Regions from separate parts of the Homo sapiens genome. Here region 1 is linked to region 2. Evidence: read pairs that join two places in POLR2A ChIA-PET (ENCODE). Cell type or tissue: A673. All regions are shown on one strand. Links, peaks and the distances in the headings refer to the core of each region. The heading gives the core; the rest is flanking DNA. Region 1 overlaps ZDHHC17 (zDHHC palmitoyltransferase 17). Region 2 overlaps NAP1L1 (nucleosome assembly protein 1 like 1).

Region 1 (2,933 bases), core at 222-2,721, 720 kb after region 2:
GAGGAGAGGGGTACGTGAAGGAGGAACTATCAAACGCTTATGAAACCATCAGATCTCATAACTGTCTATTTATGAACTCACTATCATGAGAACAACATGGTGGAAACCGCCCCCATGATCAATCACCTCCCATCAGGTGCTTCGCACAACACCTGGGGAATACAGTTCAAGATGAGATTTGGATGGGGACACAGAGCCAAACCGTATCACCATGGAATACAGATTTTATCTCTTCTCACTTCTCCACTTTTATTTTCATCCTTTAATAGGCACAATAATGGTTTCCCAAAGATATCAGGTCCTAATCTCTGGAACCTATAAATGTTACCTTATCAGGAAAAAGAGTTTTTACAGAAATAATTAAGTATCTTGAGATGGAGGGATTATTTTGGTTAGCTGAGCCCTAAATGTAATCACATATATCCATATAAGAGGGAGGTGGAGGGAGATTTGAACATATACACAGAGGAGAAGGCAATGTAAAAACAGTGGAGAGAGATTTGAAAATGTTTGCCTTGATTATGCCAGAGGGCTAGAAGAGGCAAGGAACAGATTCTCCCCTAGAGCCTCTGGAGGGAGCAGAGTGTGTGGCCCTACTGACATTTTGACTTTAGTCCAGTGATGATTTTCGACTTCTGACCTCTAGAACTATAAGATAATGAATTTGTGTTGTTTTAAACCACTAAATTTGTGGCGATTTATTAGAGCAACAGTACTAAACTAAACTAGCACATATACCACCACACAACATATACAGATTTCAAAAAGTTCATGGAAAATGGGTATTATGAAAAAACTATACAGGGATTTCAAAAATTTTTTTGCACCAAAATAAACTTTTAACTAGTTGTAACATGTCTAAACCATATCTAGTTTGAGGCATTAAGGAGGATAAGACATCAGTTTGAAAAGAGCCCCTATCAGAGCAACATGAATTCTACTAAAATTGAAACAAGAACAAACATCAAATTTATGGTGAAGCTCGGGTAGAAGATGGTGAAATCATTGATGCTTTGTGAAAAGTTTATGGAGACAATGCCCCAAAGAAATCAGCAGTATATAAATGGATAACTTGTTTTAAGAAAGGATAAGATGATGTTGAAGGTGAAGCTGGTGGCAGAAGACCATCGACATCAATTTGTGAGGAAAAAATTCATCTTATTCATGCCCTAATTGAACAGGGTGGAAGATTAACAGCAGAAACAGTAACGAACACCATAGACATCTCAATTGGTTCAGCTTATACAATTCTGACTGAAAAATTAAAGTTGAGCCAACTTTCCACGAGATGGGTGCCAAAACCCTTGCATACATATTGGCTGCAGACAGGAGCAGAGTTTTTAATCAAGATCCTGAAGCATTTATTTGAAGAATTGTAACAGGAGATGAACATGTCTTTACTAGTACGATCCTGAAGACAAAGCACAGTCAAAGCAATGGCTACCAGTGGTCTACTCAAAGCAAAAGCAAAAATTCAGGAGTAAAGGTTGTGGTAACAGAATTTTGGATGCTTAAGGCATTTTGCTCGTTGACTTTCTGGAATGCCAAAGAATGACAACATCTGCTTATTATGAGAAGGCTAGCCAAAGCTTTAGCAGAGAAAAATGCCTGGGAAAGCTTTAACAGAGAGTCCTTCTCTACTATGACAATGCTCCTGCTAATTTCTCTCATCAAACAAGGACAGTTTTGTGAGTTTCAATGGGAAATCATTAGACTTCCACCTTACAGTTCTGAATTGGCTCCTTCTAACTTCTTTTTGTTCCCTAATCTTAAAACATCTTTAAAGGGCACCCATTTTTTTCAGGTAATAATATGAAAAATATTGCATTAACTTGGTTAAATTGCCAGGACCTTCAGTTTTTTAGGGTTGGACTAGATGATATCATCATTTACAAAAGTGTCTTGAACTTGATGGGGCTTATGTTGAGAAGTGAAGTTTATATTTTTAATCTTTTGATTCCATTTTTTTTGCAAACTTTTTGAAGTCCCCTCATACTCGTCACCTTACGATGGGACCACATCCCAGTAAACTCATTAGTCAGAAATGCATTTAATAGTCTGTTAAATCCATCATAAAGTTAAAAATTATAAGTTGAACCATTGTGAGTCCAGATACTTTTCTACTTATGATGGTGGTTATGTCCTGATAAACCCATCGTAAACTTGAAAAAATTATTGTTCACCATCCTTAGTCATCTGTAATAATTTATTTGCATAGCATGGGCACACATAATAGGTCATTTAATTGCCTGGGACAGGGAAGGCTATGGTGACTCTTGAATTGTGAATTGAATTGTGATTTCTAAAGGTTTGCCTGAGCCTGAGATGGGATGTGTCTTCTAAGTAGAATAGCTAACATGAGCACAAAGATACTGAGGTTTTTAAAAGTACATGACTTCTTGGAATGGCTGGTGTACGTAAATGTGTAGGATGTGTAGAAGGGAATGGTGGATACTAAAGCTGGAAAAAGCAAACTGGGACCACTTCATGAAGGATTTTGTATGATTGCCGAAATGTCCTCTCTTTACCCTTATATGTATGATTTTAAGGATTTTAAGTAAGGGAGTGATAGGGACAGTAATATGGGTAGACCATTTGTGATAATATTAATACAGAGGAAGGGACGGATTTATTTTGAGAAAAGAAGCATTGCGACTTGGTGAATATTTGAAGCTGTGGGATAAAGAATCAAGGGGGAATTAGTTTTCTTTTTCTTTCTTTTCTTTCTTTCTTTTTTTTTTTTTAAAGAGATGGGATCTTGCTCTGTTGCCCAGGAGTGCAGTGGTGTGATCACAGTTTACTGTAGGCTCAAGTGATCCTCCCACCACAACCTCCTGAGTTGCTGGGATTACAGGTGTGTGCCATTAAGCCTGGCTAATTTTTTTTATTTTTATTTTTATTTATTTTTGAGACAGAGTCTTGCTCTGTCGTCC
Region 2 (2,933 bases), core at 292-2,791:
AAGTATGTGGTATAATGTAATGTGGAAGAACAGAGCTAAAACTGCCATTATTTGCAGATAAAATCTTGTGACTGGGGGGCAAAACAGAACACATTACTACAATAAATTTAGCAAAGTTACTGGATACAAGAGCAACTTAAAAAAAAAAAAAACAGCAATCCTCTGTAAATCAAGAACAGCCAAACAGAAAATACAAAAAAGATGCTATTCACAACAGCCACACAAAATATACAGAAATTAACTTAACCAATAGACTCTATGAGGATAACTTTGAAACTAAAGACACAGAATGTGACCTGAATAATTAGAAGTATGTGGATGAGACAATATTAAAAGATATAATTCTGTAAATCTACAAATGCAATATAATTCCTATCAACGTTTTAAGGTTTTTTTGCTTGTTGACAACCCTGGTAAACTTAACTGTCAAAAATGTGGATGATTGGGGGAGAAGTATGAAAGGATGCAACCTGCCCTGCCAAATATTAAGACAACTATAAAGTCATAGTAATTAAGTATGACAATGACAAGAGACAAAGACCAATAAAACATAAGAGTGCTGCTCAAAGACAAACACGGGTGTTTACAACTTGATATGCAATGAAGGTAGGTGGTACACCTAAATGGGGGAACAATGGATTGATTAGTGAATAGTGTTTAAAAAAAAAAAAAAAACTAGCTCATGTCACTGGAGGAGGACCCAAAATAAATAAATAAATAAATAAATAAATAAATAAATAAATAAACAAACAAACAAACAAACCTGGCTCAAAAAATGAGGCAGAAAAAAAAGGAACTGGAAGCCTACGTACAACTAATACAAAGGTAGACTCTAAAGGGATTTAAGACCTAAATGTAAAAGGTGAAACTATTCAATACGAAATGTAGCAGAAACCAGGAGGGACTTCTTAAAAAGTTTCAAAAGTACAAGCCCTAGGGCAAAATATTTTACTAAAATAAAACTTAACTGTTTACCAGAGGACTCCATGGATAAATTTGTAGAAATGACACATTATTTAGAATGTCTAAAAACTGACAAGGGAATAACATTTGGAATACAAAGACTTTTGCAAAGCATTAAAAAAAAGTTGCAATCCCAACAAGAAAGTGGAAAAAGGGTACCAATGGGCAACGAAAAAGGTTCAAGCATTATGTAGAAAAGCTAAAAACTCATTAGAAATCATAAAATACAAATAAGACAAAATGAGTCCACACCTCTTAGACTGATTTAAAAATAAAAACAAAAACACTATGAAGCTGGATGGTGCCAATTGTTGGCAGACATGAAGATGAATCTATCTTCTTGCATTGAGTACAGTATTTCTGGAAATCATGCTAGAAGTTTAATACTTAAAGGCTTCCACACTCTATGTAGGTGGCAATCCCACTGCTGAGCACACATCTCAAAGAAATTCTCACACAGTTCCTTTACAGGACATGTACAAAGATGTCTATAACAATAGAATTTGTGTTGATAAATAAGTCCATCATAGGAAAAGCAGATAATAAAACACAGCGAACACATACCACAGAGAACTAGGCAACATTTAGAAGCTACTAACTATAATTAACATATAGACAGTAACTGAATGGATCTTAAAATCACAAAAAAGTTTTTTAAATGTGTAAGCTGAGTAAGATATTCATGCTATTAATAATGATTTATGTCATCAGTGAAATAAGAAATCTGTATTTCTTCTAATTCTGTGCATTTCTAACATACCTCTAAACAAATCTCTGAAATGCTCAAGATCAGTACACTTCCTATAAACTTGAACCACAATAAATAAACTTTAAAAGACCAATGCAAACAGGTGGTACTAAGCACAATTTTAAACTTCTAATAATCCTATACTGGATACTAACAGACAATAGGTTTCCACTATTGCATATCTAAATCCTAGATGGTCTTAAAAATAGATACGCCTGCAACGTTGATTATAGAAAGATAAATAAGGACTATGGAAAAGCTGTACCTTTCAATGTATCCTGTTGGTGTTTCTACCAGACCATCAAGTCTTTCTTGAAGGGCTGCAAGAATCTGAGGATTTTGCATCATCTGAACAGTTAGCTGACGTGCTTTAAAAAAAAAAGGGCATCGAAAGAAGGATTTTATGAAAATGTATTATGCTTTTTTAATAGGACAATCCAATCTCATGAAGTTTTCCTAACTGGCCCATAAATTGCTGGTATATCTAATGAGTAGAGACGGGCAGGGAAAGCTAAAGAGAATACACTAAAGGAAAACCCAATGTTCAGGAATAATTCAGATTCCTAATCTATCTCTAGTCAAGACAGTTCTCAAGGCCACTGCCACAACTATATGAACAATATCCTTTCTCTTCCTGGTATCCTGTGTTTCACCCACCTTGCATTTTAAGAAGCTCAAAGCTTCATTCAGATGCCTATCTATGACTCTTGACAGTCCTCTGAATGCAGACAACACATATCAGAAAACTGCAAATATACTGACAGTTTTAGGCCCAGGAGAAAGATGAAGTGAGTGATCTGAATGTTTATGTTTGATGCTTGTGTAATGTATTTCTATGTGTATGAATAAAGTTAATAAAGTTAATAGTTGGGACAGTCAAAGACTGTAACTAAAGCCAAACAAAATGTGGTTTTCAATGGCTTTTTAAAAACATACTCAATCCAAATATGCACTAGACTTATACAAAACAAATTACAGTACTAACCTTCTCTTCATCATCAATACAGTTATTACACAAAGTGCCATAAACTTAATTTTCCCAATTACTTTTTTTGAGGTCAATTTACTTCTGATAATAATTCAATTACTAGATGATGTACACACAGCCAGGATAACCAATACAGATTTTTAAATATCAATATTGGTCACTGAGGATACAGTTCTGTATCTGTTAAGAAAATGTTACTAAACAAAAGCTGAAGCTATTAATACAAGTTCTGAA

The links. Peaks named below come from ENCODE experiments on the same cell type or tissue, not always from the same donor. Only the 100,000 strongest peaks of a DNase experiment are listed, where the experiment ranks them.
Region 1: POLR2A ChIA-PET joins it to region 2 with 5 read pairs; 2 of 35 experiments call an interaction of 5 or more read pairs at or near these places.

The regions. Positions count from the first base shown.
Region 1 is chr12:76,783,392-76,786,324 of GRCh38, forward strand. All of the region lies in intron 1 of ZDHHC17 (zDHHC palmitoyltransferase 17), which reads left to right. Among named protein-coding and RNA genes, the nearest start is that of ZDHHC17, 21 kb to the left of the region's middle. In A673, for the core only: no CTCF peak of the experiment used is centred there; no DNase peak of the experiment used is centred there.
Region 2 is chr12:76,065,395-76,068,327 of GRCh38, forward strand. It overlaps NAP1L1 (nucleosome assembly protein 1 like 1), which reads right to left. Exons shown (of 15, transcript NM_004537.7): 4 at 1,977-2,079. Among named protein-coding and RNA genes, the nearest start is that of NAP1L1, 18 kb to the right of the region's middle. In A673, for the core only: no CTCF peak of the experiment used is centred there; no DNase peak of the experiment used is centred there; H3K27ac peaks cover 607 bases.